Linked DNA regions of Homo sapiens: region 2 is linked to region 1. Evidence: chromatin loops called from intact Hi-C (ENCODE). Cell type or tissue: Calu3. All regions are shown on one strand. Links, peaks and the distances in the headings refer to the core of each region. The heading gives the core; the rest is flanking DNA.

Region 1 (10,603 bases), core at 1,440-9,439:
ATACAAAGTTAAACTGGCTGTCTTAGTGCCAGGCATTGCAAAGCCTTTAATATGCTGCGCTGTGAATCTGCAGCGTGTGGATGGAATAAGCAACACATGCAGGCATTATTCACCTGGGCAAACCCTTTCCTCAGGGCATCTCATAAGATATGAGGAGAGCAACATGCCTTGAGAATTAGGGACCCAGTGCATTCTCTATCGTGAGGGCATTTCAGCAGAAGTCGGATAGCCAACCATCAGGGAGGCTTAGAGATCACACAGGGTTGGAAGCAGACACAACTTTAATGCTAGCATCTCATGATTCTACACCATGGCCCAAGCACCATCTCCACAAGGTCCTTCATTCCTCTCTCTAGCTTTCTCCTGACCATTTATCATACCACACAATATAATGAATGGATTTTCTCCAGTTTATAAGGATGAGTCTTGATTTTTCACCATGATTACAAGTTTTAACAAGAGAACCTAGGTTTCCATCTTTCTCCACAATCCCTAGTGCACGCTGAGCACCTATTACAGACTTACTGATGATCTCACTGAACCCTAACAGACCCCTGCTACTTCAAGTGTAGTCCATAGACCAGCATGGCATTGCCTGGGACTTTCTTAGAAATGCAGATTCTTAGACACTGTCCCAGATCCACTGAATGAGAATCTGCATGCTTAACAAGATGTCCAGGATTCAGAAACACTAACAAGGTGATGCTGACGCTGCTGTTGCACAGACTACCCTCAAGCAGCAAGAGAGAGGCCTGGGGAATCTCGTCCACATGATCTGAAAGCCCAGAAAAGGGCCCTAGTCATTCACTCATTCACTTACTTATTCAGTTATCCACTCATTCAATAACTATATATGAAGTTCCTACATTGTGTGAGGTACTTTTCCAGGCACCAAGTCCTGTTCTAGCAGATGTCACTGAATGGCAAGGCTCCTCTAATATTAGAGAGAATCACTCATTACAGCTGCCTGCCCTCAGAATTCAGCTAAAAACAATGTAAGCACTTCTAAAGTCCAGCTCCTCCAGCTTTGCAGGTGTCAGGGCTGATACCTCTTCACAAAACATCCAAGAAACCACCCACACAATAGCCATGGTCCAATGGTTTGGGCACAACCCCTTTATATTTCTACAGGTGCTACATTCCAAAAAATGTTTTTTCTTATAAAGCATGGCAAGAATTCTACACTTAGGGAAGAAAAGAGGTTAAAGAAGGGCCTTATTTTTCCCTGGGGAGAGAAAAGACTAAAACCTCTTTCAGAGAGGTTTACATTTTTAAAATGTATTTATTTTATCAACCACAGGCTTGCAAGTCAAACATCTCCTCAAAGACATTTTGCAGACAGAGATATTCTGGAAACACACTGGAGGCAGCTTATTTATCTGCCGCTATTACAAGACTAGCCCGAAGGGATGAGTATCAGATGCTATCTCCCACTGAAATGACTGTCTGCCTGCCAACTCTATGCCAGGTCACAGCTACCTTATACCCCTCAGATACCCCCTGCTCAGTGCTGCCGAATTGTCTCTGCCCCACTGGTCCTCTGAGAGCCTTCCAACTAACCGGGGTCATTCTCTATCAGGGAGGGCTATCTGTGTGCTACACCTTTGAAGTACATAAACCAGCAATGAAAAGTGTAACTAATATACAGGTGCAACATTAATATCGAATGTTGCCACGGTGTTAGAGACCCCTGGGGACTGGCAGGATCCTATGCAAACTCAGATCCACAGTCTCACTGACCAAAAGAGAATCACAACAGAGTGCACTCCAGGCAGCTACAACTGTCCCTTAGCTCCCTCCTTTGCTGTCTTTAACTCAGTCATCCTTTAAATCACGTTTAGCAGTTAGGAACACTATTCAGGTCTCCCACAGTCCTCAGGCTCACCTCTACTACGGCTTGGTCACACTGCATTCTGTCTCATTCCCAACTGAGAGCACCTTGAGGGCAGGGGCTGTGTCCTGCCCATCATCATCCTACCAGCCCAGCAGATGCCTGACACACCCAGGTTTTCAGGAAACAGTGGTATAATGGCAATTCATTCAAGCATTTAATGAGTGTGGAGTTTCAGGAATACAATATGAAATACTTGAAGATTTAAAAAAAAAAAGATATGGATATTCCTTGTTGGCCTTTGGAGACTAAACAAAACAAGGAACAAGGACTATGAAAGCCTGGATACAAACTTGCATGTAAGGGTGAGGGAATTCCTAGAGTAGAGCAAGCCAAGTGCAACAGAAAAGGAATTTTCTTATCTACGGCATCTCACACAGATCCACTCCCACTCTGTAATTCATTCTGTGCTGAATGCATTTCCCACACTTCGACCTTCTATTTTATAACTGGCCAGGTTTCTTGTCTGTCTTTTGAACTATCGGTATACAGTACAGAGTATGGTATATATGGCCTTAATCCCAAATTTTTATTACAAAGAGAACCATGGATCACAATGGCTTCATACTTAATATTTTTAAAAAATGCTTTTCCTAGGCATTCTGACTTTATCCTCAGTCCCCACTGTGGGATGGGTGTTAGTTAAGGGGATGTCAGAAACAGGGCAGCAAGGTTCAGAGATGCGAAGCGCCTACCACAGACTATGCCCCAGGGCCCACAGGACCCGATTCACAGCTCTTCATTCTAAAACCCCCTCACTCCAACAATGGAGCTGCCTCTCCTGCGTCAGTCTCTCCATCCAGCATCCCCACCCACAGAACTATAATGTGAACCACAGTTGTCATTTTACAGTTTCTAGTAGACTCATTTTTTGTTGTTGTTTTTGTTTCTGTCGCCAGGCTGGAGTGCAATGGTGCCATCTCGGCTCACTGCAACCTCCGCCTCCCAGGTTCAAGCAATTCTCCTGCCTCAGCTTCCCAAGTAGCTGGGACTACAGGCGTGCACCACCACGTCCAGCTGATTTTTGTATTTTTAGTAGAGACGGGGTTTCACCATGTTGACCTGGCTGGTCTTGAACTCCTGACCTCAAGTGATCTGCCCGCCTCAGGCTCCCAAAGTGCTGGGATTACAGTTGTGAGCCACCACACCCAGCTGACTCATTCTCAGACATAAAAAGAAACAGGTGAAATTAATTTCAATAACTTATTAACTCAACACATCCAAAAATTATCCAACTTATAATCAATATAAACAAAATTATACATTTGTTTTTTGAAACAGAGTCTCACTCTGTCACCCAGGCTGTAATGCAGCGGAGCAATCTCAGCTCACTGTAGCCTCAACCTCCCCAGGCTCAGCCTCCCAAGTAGCTGGGACTACAGGCGCATGCCACCACGCCTGGTTAATTTTTGTATTTTTTGTAGAGATGAGGTTTCGCCATGTTGCCCCTGCTGGGCTCAAGCAATTGGCCAGCCTCAGCCTCCCAAAGAGCTGGAATTATAGACATGAGCCACCGTGCCCAGCCCAAAATTGTTCATGATGTGTTTTACTTTTTTTCCCCCCATACTAAGTCTTTGAAATTCAGTGGTCATTGTTTACTTATGACACATCCCAACCCAGATTAGCCACCTTCCTAGTGCTGAATAGCGCACAAGGTTGGTGACTCCCCCAGTGCACAGCACAGGCCTAGAGCAACCACTTCTTACATGCATTTAAGTCTCAGAGCCTAGTATCTGCGGTCTCCAAGCACATACAACCTTTTACCAACTTCAGTTGGATTTGAGAATTATGACGTCCCAATTCTCAGCCAACACAGCCTCTCCATTTTTAGAATGACATTCAGCAACATCCTTCAAGTCTCACCAGAGGTACCACTCTTTCAAGGAAACCTTCCCTAACTACCTTCTCCCACTCCAATAGTTATGTGCCCCACCTATGTGCCTCAAGCTACCCTGACTTCACTCATCACTGCCCTTACCATGCCATGCTCATTCCTGCTCAGCCGTGTCATCTGCTATTTTATGTTCCTTGAAGACAGGACTGTGCCTGTTTCATTCACAGCCTAAGCCTTATCTCCCAGCCCAAAACTGGCTCAATAAATATTTGTTGGACGCGTGGAAGGATGGTTGGGTAAATGAATGGAATTCTTCCCAACACAAAATCTCTCACTCTAGGCCATAGTTTCCTCATTTGTAAAATCTCCATGGTTCCTTCTGGCTCTGAAATTCAATAAAACCATGCACAGTGATTTGTGTTGCTTACACCCGGGTGACAGGACTGACTGGGACATATGCACTTAGCCTTCCTGTACAACCAGCTCGACCAGGCATCTGACACAGGAAGGAAAACTTCTTAGACCACAATCTTCAGGGTTTCTTTCTCAGACCACTGCAAACATTTTGCTTTTAAGTCTCCAGAAAGCATCCTGTGAATTTCCTGTTATTCTACTGAACTACAGAAATCTGTATATTCACTCACATATTTTTTAATTTTTTTTTTAACTGATACGTAATACTTTACGTATTTATGAGGTGCATGTGATATTTTGTTACATGCATGGAATATGTAATGATCAAGTCAGGGAATTTAAGGTATCCATCACACTGAGCATTTATCATTATTATGTGTTGGGAACAATTCAAGTCCTTTCTTTTAGTTACTTTGAAATACACAATACGTTGTTGTTAACCATAGTCACTCTAGTCCGCTGTCAAACTCTCACATGACTCTTGAAGAGAATTTATATATTTCTTATGCAGAAAAAGTTTCATTTTGTCCTTAATGAATGAATGTTATAAAGAAATTGTAAGGTCAGGTTTTAGACTCTAAAGTCCAAGGTTTTGTCCCCACTACCTTTCCACCGGCTAGCTGCTTGATCATGGACATTCCATTTAACCTCTGTGCACCTCGATTTCCTCATCCATAAAGTGGGGTAACAATATATCCAATTCAGAGTTGTTTTAATGCCAGAAAGCCTTACACACTGTAAAGGGCCAAACCAACTTTAGTTACTGTGTAAACTATTTCTTCTGAGGCATATCAACAGAGTGACAACACAGCCACCACCAAGCCCAGGCCTGGGGAACTCAAGCAAAGGCCAGAGGAATCCCATGTGTACTCCCAGGCTAAAATCAACCAGGCCCCAGAATCCACAGCCTCATAAAGCAAAGCCCCAGGGCACTGCCCAGGATCAAGGTTAGGGAGCAGCCCCGGAAGCACAGGCCTCGCCAGGTGAACCAGGCACCTGGCCTGGCAGGTGGGGAAGGCTGCCTACTGGAGCACAAAAGACCAGTACAAAGGAGCCAGCCTTCCAAGGAAAGGAGGGGCGAGGAGGAGAGGGCAGGGAGAGGATGGGAATTCCCATCCCAGAGTAGGGCCCCCACTGAGCAGGAGGTTCTGCCCTCAAGACAGGCCAGGGAGCCGGAGAAACAGCCTCACTGGCCTGTTCTTTCCCCTGCAGTGTTTCAAAGGCACCTGAACTTTCCCAAAGGGGTTCTGTCCATTTCAAACAGGAACTAGGCTTGCGTGTGCACGCGCATTTTATGATTTCAGAAGAAAGCACTCGCATTCAGAGGATGAGTCATCAGCACTCCTTGTCAATTTGCCAGCGGCCTGCCCCTCTTCATTACAAACATAAAGATAAAAGCTCTTGCACTACATTAGCTGGCATACGCCTCCACAGACAGTACAAATAAATTAATTGTGCCTCATCTCAAACAGCCCGAGAGGTGTGCGGGAAGGGAAAATGTGATCCATCTTGTTTCATTAACAAATTAAATTGAAATCGAGCCTCGATCATTCTACTTTATGTACATAGACCCAGTTATTCTGCCAATATCGGATTCTCCTACTATGCGCATAGTGGGGCAGCATTACGGAGAGCCCACGAGCTCAATAAACTACGTGCACACCCAAGAGAGTGTGTGTCTTTCTCAGTGTTTGTTGCGGAGGGGACAGTGTGGCCTCAGGGGCCACTGGAAGGCTAGACTTGGGCTTGGCATCACCATGAAGGAGCCTGGGGAATAAGAATCATCTATCAAATGCTGAGCACCACTGCAAAGGGGAATGTGTTTCAATCATTTACCCCAGGCAAATAAACAAACCAGTTCAGTGGCCATGGTATGTATAGGAGAGTAAAAGAGTTTGTCATCAAGCGAACTCTGTCATACTGAGGATGGCGAGCATTCCAGAAAGAACAAACTTATTCAAGACCAACTTGAAAAACAAGTTGGGCTCCCTTGCACCACAAGCCAAGATTACACCCTCAAACACACCTTTCTAAGATTTCGTGGGAGACGTTTGCTTTTGCAAAGCAGTTACAGGCAATGTGTTACAATACTGTGATTTTCTTTATCCTCACTCTGTACTACATAATTTAGGCAACCTACATTTTATAAGTTGAAGGAGCATGACTAAAAGCTGATCCTTTTATGTTTTATCTCCAAAAAGACAACAACAGGGCTTACAGGGGAGGAGGGAAACAGGAAATGGGGGGATGGTAGAGGGAAAGAACAAAGGAGAATCTAAGGAGAAGAGGAAAAGCCCCGCTACTCTCCAAATACCGCCCTATTAACTTATGACCTATAAGGAAGTTAAAATCACGAACAGTTAATCCAACCACAAAATATGTCCAAAGTATTTATTTTACAGATGAATTCTGGGTTTGGTTTTTGTTAGTTTGGTTTGTTTTTTCGCTGTAAAATTCAAGAGTCTGAAAAGCTCTACACAGAAAATCTGACCTCAACCACAGCTAGGTCCTGACTGTAAGAAAACAAAAATACTAAGTAAAATCTCAAAACATAGTAAGTAAAGCCATACTCAACCTTGTCATAATCCAAGAAATATCAATTAAACGATGTGCACCATTGAGCCAAACTTTTGTAAAAATTATACTATCTAGTGCAAGCCAAGATGCTGAAATTGGTACCTTCACGCACTGCTGGTGGCATCATAAACTGGTACAACCCTTTTGGAAAGCAATTTAGCAATATCCATTGAGAGCCAAAAAAATAATTGTGCCCTTTAACCCAGAAATCCTGCTCCTGGGAATTCACCCTAAGGAAAAAATCCACAATAAGCACAAGGCCATATCCCAAAGTATTACTTATAATAGCACAGAACTACAGAAAAAAAAAAATCTAGATGTCCAACAGTAGATGAATGGTTAAGTAAATTCAGCCTGTGGGATGATAGATTGTAAGATCATTAAAAATCATCTTGAAGACTACATAACCATTTGGAAAGCATTTACTTAAGGTTTACTGAAAAGAGCAGAATACAAAATTGAGCCTACATATGATTACAGATACAGAGAAACATGCCTGCATACAGACAAGGGCTAAAAGTTAAAATGAAAACAGTTGTGTTAGGGTACTGAGCTAGTTCTGGATGAATTTTTTCCCTCTTTTGTTTGACTGTCTTTTTTGCGGTTATAGTGTATTTTTGTGAAAAAAAAAAAAAAAGAAAGAGAGAGAAATCACAGGGTATATATGCAGCGACTCAACTCACATTCAAATAATCCATCAGGAATTTGGGAAACCAATTTGTATGTTATTTTTTAGCATGGACCAAAACCTAGCCCTAGAGTCTCTATCCTATACTCTGCCTGGGTCTTTCCAACCATATCTCTCAGCATTACCCACCTAGCAAGGCAGGCTGATGAGGAAAGGGATGTTACCGGATGACCTATTCAAGGCTGCCTGCATGAGGTTTCTTGAGGAACAGCGAGTGTAGAAGCACCTGGCTCAGTGCATGGTGTGCACTCAGGAAGGAGTCTTCCCCTCTTGCGTTCTTCTTCCCTCCCCTGTAGGAACAGCATCCATTTACTGAGGAGATGACCAGGTTTAGGAGATGTGGAGACAGGATGAGATCCCAGATCTGTTCTGTTCAAAAGTCCTGGCCCATCTTGTCACTGTAGCTTCGAATTTCAGAGCCCCTCCACTCCCTGGGAAATAGTTTCCTCCTTAAACTGAAGAGGTTAAACATTCTTCCAGCCTGGTGTGAATATGACACTGTTTCATCCATGTGTGGTTCACAGACCACCTGCAACCAATTCACCTGCACTGCAGGCTAAAAGCTCAGACAACTGGCACCAACCCAGACCCAGTGAATCAGAATATTTAGGAGTGAGGCACCTGAATCTGAATTTAACCAGCCTCCCAGGCAACTCTTACGCACAGGGATGTTTGAGAAGCACTGATCTAAGAATCATGCAAACATCTGCCAAACACTCAAACTCATACGTCCACTGTCCTATCAACAGGAAAACCTGCTGGACAGTGGGGCGGGGGGCTTGAGGAGTGGGTATATTTAGAAGCTTGTACTTGCTCAAATGAGTATTTAACCCTAAAGAGTTAGGATGTTCAAAAGGGAAGAACACAAGAGAGTGATCTATATTTTCCAGACTTTTTTTTTCTGTTGAAATAATTCCTGGGCTAACAGACGTTATCCAATTTCACATGTCCATGCTTAGCATAATGCTGGGAACATAATGTGTATTTAGAACTGTTCGTTGAAATAATGGGTGAATGAATGAATGAGTGAGCTGACAGAGAGTATCTACATCCAACTATATACAGCATTTATTTTCTTTGTTTGCTTATTAACCTGCCCCTTCTCTCCTCCCCACTATAGTGTCAGCTCCAGGATGCTGGGGATAGGGGTGTGTGCAGATCATCCTTCTTACTCCACAAAGTAACCCCAGCTGCTAGAACAGGGACTGGAGATACTGTGCCCTCATACACAGTGGTTGCATAAATGAACAGTAGGCACTCGCAAGAGCCAGAAAAAATGTGGTGCTCCTGAACCTGGTCATCTCATTAGTAAATGGATGCTGTTCCTACAGGGGAGGGAACAAGAACGCAAGAAGGGAAGCTTTCTTCCTGCACCTGCACTGAGCCAGGTGCTTCTACACTCACTCGTCCTCAAGGAAACCTCACAACTACACTGCATGGGAGACTAGTAACTAGCAACGATTAAATGGTTTGTCCAATACACCAGGCAGTAAGTGAGAGTCTGGACTCAGAACCACATTCTTCTGTCTAACTAAACACAGGGTAGTCAAACATGAAAAATAAAAGAATACAAGAAAGTATAACCCATAAAGAATACAAGGTCCAAAGGAAATCCAAGGTACACACAAGACTGAAGGTGCTGGATGAGTTAACTTCTGAGAAGTTGCCCAGAGGAAGTGTCGGGGCTGACCTCAGACAAGTCATGGTCAGAGAGTCACATTTTCTGAGGACTGTCCCTTTAGCCTGGGAATGCTGGGAGAGGGTCTTGGCTTGGCACCTTGGGGCCCATATCTGTTCCTTAAAGCAATAATGGCAGTGCTGATGCCATTCTTCAAATTATCAGCAGCAACAAACACTTCAGAAGCAAATGGGCTTTAAACTCAGACCACTTACAGAGCTCTGCTGGTTACAATTATTGGGCACCTTCCATAGCACCTCAATCTAGTCAAGAGTTGATTTTGAAATGAAATTGGCTTGGATTCAAATCCTGCCTTCACCATTTTCTGACAATGAGACCTTCACCTTCCAAGCCTCAGTTTCCTTATTTATACAGGGGAGTAATAATGCTCACCTCATAGAGTTGTTCTGATAATTAAATAATACATTTAAAGTACTCACCAGGGGCCTGGCATACAGTAAAGTTGCAGTAAATGATATCTGTTGCAGCAGTTACTATAAGCATTGTAGAATTTGATCTGAACACCAGAATTTTCCCCAAATCACAAGCATGCAGACTATCTATGTATCTATATGTTCTGCATTCTCTACTAATTTCTTCCCAGTCCACATAAAAACACTTAATGTATTAACACATGACCTTAACTGTTATTTTTAATAGTCAGAGTAAGTGCCTATTCCTCTCTCTAGAGATCTAACTTTTTAATGATTTCCACATTAGATTTAACATTAAATTCAAATTGATCCATAAAGTAGTCTAATTGGAAATTAAATATGCCATAGACATTATTCCTGACTTAATTAGCAGAGCAACATTATATAATGAGAGATGCCCCTCACTACCAGGAGAGACCAAGGCCAGAGCTCCACCTCAGCAGATTACTGGCTATGAGATCTACAAGACACAGCATGGCTGGGTCCCCCCCCAAAAAAAAAAAAAAAAAAAAAAAAAAAAAAAAAAAAAAAAAAAAACATTAGATTTCCAAACACACGCCGGTTTGCAAAGTTGAATTTTCATTACAGATCATGCCACCTGGACTATGTTCCTCCTACTCAGCCCTCCCCTCTTTCAGGAGGCTATGCCCTCAATGTTTTTTCACAAACCATAATTTTCAAGTCAGAGTTTTTTTAGCTATTAGCTCAAGATTGTATAGCTGGCCAAGTTCTTCGCAGTTTGAACCAATATCCTAATACCCCTACCCCATGTCCAACCCACGGCTTCACCCAGATTAAATTCTGAAAAGGCTGCCAAGATTTACCTCAGCCTTGGTTGTCTTTTTCAATACAAAACAAATCCCTGCCCCTAGCCTGACCTTTTTGACACAGCCCCCCGCCCCCCCTCCCCCCAAAAAAAAGGACTGGAAAGAGAAAGGGGAGAGTCAGCAATGTGCTGGAAAGTCATCTGGAGTTAAGCAAGGAGCATAGCTTAAGAGGTAGAGAGCCGCAATGTGTGGTTAGGGACTGTGGCTGAGCTGCCTGCACTCAGCAAGGCATGAGGTGGAGCAAAAGCGGGATCTCTCTC
Region 2 (10,603 bases), core at 1,625-9,624, 46 kb before region 1:
AGTGGCCAGGGCACCTGTTGAAGTCCCGGACCAATGTCCTAAAACCTATAATAAGAATGCCCTGTTCTCCTCCCCCGCCCTAGCACTGCCACTCTCTGACCACCTGTCCCCTGAGCTTGATACCTCAGCCACCCACAAGTGGAAGGGAGAGATGCTCTCCAAACACCCCTGCACCCCTCCCTGCCCACTGTGACCCTGCCGTAACTTCCCCGGGTGAACCCCCCGCCGCCAGTAAACACCACACCACAGTGGACCCAGGCAATATGGTTTGCTTTCTAACTCTTGCTATTTTCCACATTTTTCTTTAATGAATATCCTTTACTCAGAACCAGAGGAAAAAATAAACTTGACACAATTATCTTTTTTCTTCTGATTCCAAAAGTAACATATGTTTGCGATTGAAAAAATCCCATTAATACAGAAACATAATAGAAACCGAGTCTCCTATAATCCCATCTCCCTGTGGCAACCACTATTAGTAGACTGTAAATTCCTCCAGATTTTTTTCTAGGATCCTCCCAACGAACACACTTCTATATTTAGATTTATCAAGTTGAACAGTCTCTAAAATAGCACCTTTAGTGAGAGACCAACAGAACACTACCATCAATAATGATCATTTATTTTAAAAAGACCACTTTAAACACATACTATCACTGGAACGGGATAAAATACATAACAACAATAATAAATCAGAGACACGCTTTCACGTAAAATGGAAGGCCACAGCAGCAGATGAGTGAGGAACTGAAGCTCTAGAGGTGGGGGTCCGGTGGGGATGAGAACAGAGAAACATCGTTGAATCCAGGCCTGTGCTGCTAAGAACACAAATGTCCACCCACTCTCTACTTCCCTCTGATGCTGCGGAGGGCCACTGTGAGGGAGGCCTGATGAACCTCTGCCCAGCAACAGTCCCTTCCATCATTTGTGGCTCTGATCTCTAAAAGTCTGCCCTGGAGCTCCCCGTCCCCCTGTTCTTTGACAGAAACCCTAAGAAAGGAGGGCTCAGCTCAATTTCTCCCTTAACCACACAGCCCTCTAACTGAACTAGGGATGCTTAACTCTGTTTGATGGTTCCATAGTGTTCTTTCCTACTTTTCCAACAAGTCCTGAACAGGCTTAACTTCTAAAAGCATTACTTTTTTAAAATATGATATAACTTCCTTTTTTTTGACTTTTAAGTTCAGGGGTACATGTGCAGGTTTGTTATATGGGTAAAGTCGTGTGATGGGAGTTTGTTGTACAGATTATTTTGTTGCCCAGGTATTAAGCCTGGTACCCATTCGTTATTTTTCCCAATCCTCTCCCTCCTCCTACCCTCCATCAGGCCCCGTGTCTATTGCTCTCATCTATGTGTCGGTGTCCATGTGTTCTCCTTATTTAGCTCTCTCTTACAAGTGAGAACATGCGATATTTGGTTTTCTGTTTAAATTAATTAAACCATTAATTTTAAGAATTCAAAGAACTTCTTCATACATAATTACATTTTCTCTCAACATTGCTGAGAGGTAGAAAGAAACATGCTGACTTACCAGCCCCATTCTACTGGTGATGGCAACAAGGCTCAAAGAGCTTGTATGGCTGGCCCATGTAACTATAACTATACATCACAAACAGGTATAGTTTTGGACCAACTGAAGAATTTGGGAAGAGGAAGGTAGAAATGTTGGCATTTTCTTCTGACCTTGATATACCTCCTGTCCCACTGTTCTGCTCTCTGCTTTTAGACACCACTTACACTCTATCAACATCTTTCCATGCATATCCATGGGGCCATGTACTCCTCAAAGAAATCCCTCAGCACCTGGTTTACTTCGGTACCTTCTTTAAAAATGCACACTTTACCACTGTGAAGTTCAGCATCTAAGTGATTAATCAAGTCACTGTGGATGAGCTTCACAGTGCCTTGCTTCCTCATCTCCCATGTCCATCGCCCACATTCACATCAGTTGACCGTATTTGTGGCCACACCTCGAAACTCATCCCCTGAAATCTTTCCATCTCTAATCTCAGTGCTGCCTCTCCCATGCATGACCAGAGCCTCCTGTCCTGCCTCCTCTCCTACATGCACCAGAGCCTCTGAACAGCATGCCTCATGGCCTACCAGCCCCTCCAGCTTCACCCTGTCACTTTCCCAACTTAGACTCCTACGACCAAGCCATAACAACTGTCAAAATATGAATAAACCCAATAACCTTCTTGTAAAGAAAATCACAGAATCATGACAATGGGTTCCCTCACAAGTAATATGCATCACAGACCTACATTTAAAACATACAACTATAAACTCTTAGAACAAGACACAGGAGAAAATTTTCAGGACCTAGGGCTAGGCAATGAGTTCTCAGACTCAACACCAAAAGCATGACTCACAAAAGGAAAAACTAATAAATAAGACCTCATCAAAATTAAAACTTTCGCTGTTAAAAGTTTTGCTCTGCTAAAAGTTCTTTTGCTTTGCCCATGAGAAAAGATGAAAAGATAAGCTACAGATAAGGAGAAAATCTTTGCAAACCACATATCCAAAAAAGGGAGTTGTATCTAGAAAAAAGAATTCCAAAAACACAACAGTAACAACATAAACCCTCCAATTAGAAAACGAACAAAAGACATGAACAGACATTTCACTGAAGAGGATATACAGATGGCAAATAAGCACATGAAAAGATGTTCAACATCGTTAGTCTTTAAGGAAATGCAAATTAAAACCACATGAGGTATCAATTACACACCTATCACAATGAAAATAAACAATGGTGATGACACCAAATGCTGGTGAGGATGCAGAGAAACTAGATTGCAGGTGAGAATGTAAAGTGGTACAACTACTCTGGAAAACACTTGGGCAGTTTAAAAGAAAAAAATACTGAATGTACAAATACCATATGAGCCAGCAAATGACACTCGTGGGCATTTATCCCATGTAAGTGAATACTTAGTTTCATACAAAGACCTATACGTGTATGTTCACAGTGGATTTGAAATGCCTGAACACTGGAATCAGCCCAGATGCCCTTGAACAGCAGAATGGTTAAACAAACTGTGGTACATACACACCACAGAATACTACTCAATGATAAAAAGGAACAAACTTGATACACACAACCTGGATGAATCTCCCGGGAATTAAGCTGAGTTGAAAAAAAGCCAATCCCAAAAGGTTCATGTAGTCTGATTCCATTTATATAACATGTTTGAAATGACAAAATTTTATAAACAGAGGACAGATCGGTGGTTGCCAGCAGTTAGGGAGAAGGGCAACCCGGGTCCTGTGGTGTTGGAGCTGTTCTGTATTCTGATTGTGGCGGTGGAGACATGAACCTGCACAAGACTAACACACAACAAGTAGTGTACACAACTTAGTACGCACACACAAACGAGTTCAAGTAAAACTGGGAAAATCTGAGTCGTATCACTGGGTTGTGTGGATGCCAATATCCCGCTTGTTGCAATATTACACTCCAGTTTTGCAAAATGTAACCATATTGGGGGGAAATGGGCAACATGCATAAAGGATCCCTTTGGGTATTATTTCTTACCATTGCATGTGAATCTACAGTATCTCAACAAAAATTTCAAATAAAAAAGAAAGTAATACTCTCTGCTAATACTCACTGCTGAGTAGTTCTTTTAATCATCCCTGTCTGTCAATGATAACATCTATACTGTACATCTGTACTAAGCTTGCTCTACTTTTCAAAAGCCCACAATAACCTTCATTTGAGAGAAGCAATGAGGCCCCCTCTCGGCCCTCCCCCCATCCTCCTCCATTCTGCATCAGAGGAAAAGAGGCTCCTTTCCCTTTAAAGTCTCTTCTGGGTTTTGCTCCATCAAATACATCCTCAACTCATAAATTCTTTTCCCCAACTAACCAAATGGCCAAGTGTCTCCCCTGTCCTAGAAAAAGTCTTCTCTTAATTTGTTCTGCCCTTCAGGATACCGTGTCTCCTTCCATGCATGGTCAAACTCTCTGAAGACCTGGTCATGGTAATGTTCCCTCTAGGTAGAAAGTGAACATAAACTGAAGAATGAAACTAGCGTCATTCATTTCCTGCACCAAAACCTCATAAAGACTGCTTCAAATGTTAGCCTCATTCTCTGCTCACTTGTTTATCACTCTAAAAATGTGGTCCTGTCTTCTTGGACCCAGACTGCAGCTAGCCCAGCAGCTCTCAAACCTGGCTGATCACCCAAATGACTCAGGGAGCATTTAGAAATACAGTTTCCCAGGCCATACTCCCAGATATTCTTAGTCAGTAGTTGTTTTGTCTTTTAAGCTCTTTGAGTGTTTCTGTTGATAGTGAGCCTTGGGAACCACTAATCTGTCTTCCCTTTTCTGAAAAAGGCAATCACTTTACTCTCCCAGTGCTACAGACATTCCATTTAATATCCATGCCAGTTTTGCCCTTGATAAATTGTGAGCCTGGGCATCACAGGCCATTATCAGATCACTTCTCTGATGATGAGGCTCCAAACTACCCCTGCAACTTCAATCTGACTGAGCTCTAGGCAGGAATTTCCAACTCCTTACAGGTCATCTCCATCTGGATGGTCATCCAGTACATCAAGCATATGACAAAACTTAACTCCTCATTCCTCTCTTCTCTACAAACCTGCTTCTCCTGCCTCCACTCCCCATCTCGCTTAACAGTACCACCATCCTCCCAATGAGCCAGAAGTGGAACCTGAAATCAAACTCCTTCTTTTTCACAAATCTCATCCCATCAGCCAATTCTGTTGGTTTTATCTCTGAAACTCCCTCCTCCTACCAGCACCGCCTGCATCCTAGTGCAGGCCTCAGGCTCTCCTACCGGACTACTGTAACAGCCATCTAACTTGTCTTCACGCCTTCAGATCTAGTTTTGTCAAACACAGGCTGAGACATGTCATCTCTCCTGAAAAAAATGTAATGGCTTCCGTCTGCCCCCAGGATGAGTGCCAGGCACCTTGGCATGGCACTCGGACCCGCAACGACACAATGCTGGCTCCTGTACCCCTCCCCCAGGAGATATTTTCATTTCTAAGCACATCAGGGCTGTGCCCTTCCAGGCCTCCATGCCTTTATCACATGTTCCTTCAGCCAGAATGCCCTTCCCTTCTCCTTTTCCCCAATGGGGCAAGTCTGAACCTGTGCTCCAGAACTTGCCTGAAGTTACATGCAACAGTCCTAAAACTACATACAAATATGTGATTTTTCTGGGGGAAAGGGTCCATAGCTTTCCACAGATTCTCCAAGGGGTGGAAATCCAAAATAATCTATAATCCAAAATAAGTTTAAAAACCGCTACATGATCTTTTTCCCAAAGTTCAAAGTTAGCTAAGTCTGTCTGTCTCATGCTCTCTTTCATTCTCAAACATATACAAGTCAATTCCCCAATCATAAATGATCACACTTTGTGCTGCTCCACTACTAAACCAGGTATATCTCTAGTACAGAATATACTTCCTTCCATATCAATATTGGAGTCATTTGTATTGACTGGCTTGGTTGTAAATGTCAGCTCCACAGCTTATTTACTATGTGACCTCAAGCAAATAACTTGACCTTGCTGGACCTCACTTTCCTCAGCAGCAAAATGGGCATAATTACAGTACCTATATTATTGGGTTGTTTTTGAGGAATAATCAAGATCGCACATCCTATAGCAATGGGAAAGTGCCTGGTATGTTAACTGCTCACACAGGTCAGCTTTTTAAGTTATTTTATGTCTGTTGTCCCCATCACATTCAAAGCACAGTGCAGGCCCTCAATAAATGATTTATGAATCCACATCTTCCTGAATCCCAGGGCTCATCCACTGCCACAGAAAAGCTGTTGGAAAGCATAACTTGGTAATACTTTCATGTTCTTTTCCTTCTACCTCCCTTATGACCAATTCTTGAGCCATCTTTAATTAGCTACTTTGTACCCGGATTGCACATGAGCTCACACCTTGTGCATACACTTTTGCATACCCCCCACACATTAAGCTTCCCAATCAAAATGCTGATGACGCTGGCCCTGCTATTCTCACAGGAACCAAACTATTTCAAAAATTCCCCATTACTCATCTGTTCTGAGCATTCCAGAATTAACCCTTGCTCTGCTATTGTCCATATTTTGTGCAGAAATCTTTTCTATCTCTTCAACTAACATTTGCCAACATAAAAAATAGGGCTTCTTCTTTCTCAATCTAAGATCATTAAATAAACATCTTCCTCTTTTTTTCCTTCTTTTTTTCTAGCCACTTCCTCCCACAGGAGAGGCCCTCAGGGCTTACAGGCTTAATCACCTACGTTCTCTGTTTGAACCATAATTCATCTCCCATAAGCATTTATTCAGCAAACATTACTGACACCTTCTATATTCCAGGCCTTGAAATACATCCTGTGATCGGTGGGGTCCCGGCTTTGGGAGCTTCTAGCCTGTTCTACCACATAGCTGTTTGTTTCACGCTTCTAACCAATTAACTTGAAATAACACCCTGAATCAGAGGTCCGAAAGAGGAAATCAAAGATGCCACATGATGTTCATATGGAGCTCCGAGAAGAACACTTTGCCAAGGCCTGGAGACCCTCCAGGGCTGGGAGTCTATGGCCATTTCCACACCAGGGCTCTGGGGCCTCCACTGACAAAGCCTACCTCCCTGATCCTCAAAGAGCTGTTATGAGAACATACTATCTTATAAAAGGATGATTCTGCAATTTTTTGACCAGTCCTCTGCATCCAGAGGAGTGTAGCGACCACAGGTTTCAGTCTCTTTGCTGTACTGACTAATCAATACATACTCCCACTTACTTGTGTGCACTCTCATTCTGATACCCCCTTGTCAGTTCTGCCACTACCTCATTTAAAAAGCCCTCTTTCCTCTTCTGACTTCTGCTCCTATGAAGTAAAGAAAGATGCAATCCTAAGTCCTATGCTGTCCTGGTGGGCAGGGCACAGGTCAGCAGCGGGGGAGGACTGACTAGAGACACCCTCCCCCTCATCTTCGCTGGTCCTCACAATTCAGGTCTCTGGGGCTGACCAGTAGTCCTGGTATCCCAGTAAGAAAGGGTCCTTCCTTGGAGCTGACCTAAGCAAGGATCCTGAAGACATCTGCTTGCAAAAGGAGAAAGTCAATAGTGGCCAGGAAGATGTCTGGAAGCAACAGCTCTGCCCAGACTGCTTATAGGATCCTAGGGCACTAGAATCTTCCAGACATCCTCCTGGCCACTACCGAGGCCAGGCTTGTGATCTGGGATCCTCTCCGCTATGTTATTTGAGATGATTTCTTCCTGCCAGCAACAGGCCAGGTGCCCTCGACCTTGGTAGCCAAGAATAGGCTTCAAAAGGCTAAGTGGAAGGTGACCATCTTCAAAGGGCTCTCAAACTTCTCAGAAAGCTTTGGCACACAGTCCTGACCTCAGGTCAGTTTCCTGCAAATGAACTTGAGATAGCTCCATGAGGGCAGGGACCATGTCTGTCTGGTTCACTACAGTATCCCTGACAACCCCTAGCACAGGGCTGGAATACAGCTGCGCTGGGGCTCAATACTGATTCACTGGATTTATGTATAACGGTCTCTACCAAGGAAGGAACAAAAGCTCAGTAGAAAAGTCCAAGATGTAGAGTCAGACAGCCCTGAATTTGAAACCTGCTAGCTATACCATTTATATTGGCCATGTGCAAGCCATTTTACCCCTCTCAGACTCAGCTTCCTGTCTATACAGTGAGGATGATAATACCAGCTTCAAAGCATTGTTAAGAGCATTAGACAGAATTGTATGTGGAGCCTTTAGCATAGTGCTTGGCAGAGAGCACTTCTTTGTTTTCAGTTCATAAGCACTTACATACCTCTCACTATATGCTAGATACAGTTCAAACATTGCAGGGGGTGGTGGTGTTCCAGATAACAATTAGTTCATTTAATTCTTCTAATAATCCTACACAGTAAGATCTATCTAATCCTCCTTTTCAGTTGAGGAAATTGAGACAGAGAAGTAAGGTAACTCGATAAAAATCTGATATCTAGAAGTGCAGGGCCAGGATTCATATTATTTATAGAGTCCAGACTGTTAAGTGTTATATACTTCTCTGCCTCTACAGCAAGCAACCAGTGAAGGTTAGTTCCTGTCCCTGCCCTATTTGATTATGGGGTCTATCTGACTGGGATTTTCAGTTGCAAAAGTAACAAATTCAGGTGTTCCCGTGGTTTGCTATCTATTTTGTTTTGTTTTAAACTACAGCCTGCTCCTCTGAAATCCAATTCTGGATAAGTTTGTTGATCAAGAACTTCCCTCTCATCTTGTCCTCCTGCTATCTATCTCCTCTCCCATGATCTACCAGGAAAAGAGTCACACGTAGCTGTGTAAAAACAAAAAATGAAAAAGACAAGCACAGAGAAAGAGAGAGCCCCAGGGACTGAGCACACATGCCCTTAGGAACCAGGTCAAAGGACATCTCGTACCCCTTCTAGTAATCCATAAAAACGACTGCCTACACATAAGGGTGCCCACAGCAGAAGCCACCTATCCACACACAGCCCAAACACATAAAGTCTCAGCTCCCCAAAGACCAAGTTAGCAGAAAGCGAATGAAGCCACCTCCTCCGGTGGCCAAAAACCTCATCATAGAGTTGTCCTTTTTTCTCCTTTATAAGACTGCATTTGCCCTACTGCCAACCACGAACAAAATTTCATTACCAAAATAAATCACTTGACCTTGTTTCTCCAATGGCTCAGGATTAGTGACATCACAAAGCACTCTACAAATGCTCTGAAATATTGGAATAACCATAACCCTTTCAAGTAAAAAACACTCGGTATTTCACTAAAAGACTAAACCGTTTTTATTTTACTGCATGGAATTCAAAAATGCTTTAAATGTTTTCATTTTCAGAACCCTTAGAAAAAAAGTATGCTCTTTAAGGCCTTAAGAAACCCTGACTCCTGGTCTGGTTTGTGTCCCAATTCATGTATGGTAAGATGGGGAACAGGCCAAAAGCCCAGGACAGTAGCTCTGGCCCCACACTGCTCATATGATTCAGTTCTCGAGTGGCTGGGGCCTCAACAGGGAGACTCCCAAGTCAACTGTCTCTCATCCTCCAAGTCACAGGCAGGTCAGAGGCAGCTCCCAGTCAACCAGGGCAGTTCCTCTTAAGGGGTCCAGTCTCCACCACCAATAGTCCCATTAACCACCATGGTTCCCTTCCAAGGTAGCAGTAGAAGCAAAGCTCCTCATGTCGACCAGAGACAGGGAGTTCAGGGGGGATGTTTCCTCCCCAAGGCAGCTGCCTGGAGGTGGGGGTGGCTGCAGGACAGTGCATCCAACGCATCTTCTGAGCCCCAATTAGGATACACACTCTCCCAGGCTGTATACTCCACTTGCTGAAAAACCCACAACCAGTAAGATTGTTCTTCCAAATGAGTTAAAATTCCTAATGCTGCTTGCTCAAAAGGACTGTCCCATTTTAAATCAGGTTAGCCACCAACACGGTCACTAAATGTGCTGCTGAGTTAAGGAGAAAAGAATCCATACATCAAAACCATGCACACTCAGGAAGCACTCAGAATTTAAGTTACACTGGGTACCCAAGACAGGCTAGGCTCCCAAGCAGCACCACATTTGTCAAAACTGACCCTCTTGCTCAGTGACAAGAAACAAAACCATAGCATCACAAAATGGAAGAGTCCAAAGGACCCATGGACATCATCAACTACTTTACTATCTTATTTTACACAGAAGAAAACTGAGACCAAGACCAAGGGTAAAATCTTCAAGTTCATTGTTGATACAGCTACTCACATCCAAAGCTTCTCTTTGTTCTTCTTAGCCTGCTGCCTCTGAGACCCAATTACCAACAAGAGCTCTTATACAATTATTTTCACATAAAAATATTTATATAATTGAATTATAGGCAAATTGGTTAAATCCACCAGGGCTGCTGTCTATAAACTAAAATCTCAATGGAGAACAATACAAAATTGGAGTTGACAAAAGTTAACTTGTGCTTTGAATTATGTTCTCAGCCCCAAAACCTTATTCCTGAAAGGACAGGACCTTTCCCAGTATTTCCTGTGGGAAATGAAGTGCAGTGGTTATGCCCCATTGGGATTTCTAATACTATGCCTTTGTTTTAAATTGAAACCATTTTTGGGTAAGCAAATGAGAGTTGTACAAGGTAGTGTCCCAAGGCTACCCTTCACTACCCATAATAAAATCATCTTCAAAGAAGCTTCAAAGATTAAAATGCTTTTCTCTGCCTTTAAGAAAGGGAGCTGCATTTTCAGGTATGAAAATAAGACCCACAAAGCAAATAGCCAGGCTGAGATGAAGAGACCAGGAAAGATCCAGACATAGAGAAAATCTAGGGCCCTGAAACACTCTTCCCATAGTAGCTGAGATATTTCATCCCCAGTCCATTTCACCAGATACGAAGAGGCTTCCCTGGCTACAAAGGATATTATGGGAGCATAAAACAAATGCTGAAGGCCTGGGTCTCCTTCTCCCCTGTGTGTGACAGGCTGAGAGACTCCAATGCTGCAGAAAGCAAAATTTTCCTTGTTTCCATTACATCATCCAAGTTGGAGAGGAGGAGGGCGGGGTGGGGGCACAGCTGGTGGCAGCTGCACCACCATCTGC

What was found. Peaks named below come from ENCODE experiments on the same cell type or tissue, not always from the same donor. Only the 100,000 strongest peaks of a DNase experiment are listed, where the experiment ranks them.
Region 2: a loop joins it to region 1, with 2.7 times the contacts of the local background. A loop is called at or near these places in 7 of 110 quality-filtered maps.

The regions. Positions count from the first base shown.
Region 1 is chr11:12,719,400-12,730,002 of GRCh38, reverse strand. The region is part of intron 2 of TEAD1 (TEA domain transcription factor 1); the gene reads right to left. Among named protein-coding and RNA genes, the nearest start is that of TEAD1, 50 kb to the right of the region's middle. RefSeq lists a silencer at 4,047-4,341. In Calu3, for the core only: no CTCF peak of the experiment used is centred there; DNase peaks (open chromatin) are centred at 4,182, 5,152, 5,462, 6,062 and 1 weaker place.
Region 2 is chr11:12,765,594-12,776,196 of GRCh38, reverse strand. All of the region lies in intron 3 of TEAD1 (TEA domain transcription factor 1), which reads right to left. Among named protein-coding and RNA genes, the nearest start is that of TEAD1, 96 kb to the right of the region's middle. RefSeq lists a silencer at 4,101-4,395 and an enhancer at 8,658-9,157. In Calu3, for the core only: no CTCF peak of the experiment used is centred there; a DNase peak (open chromatin) is centred at 5,966.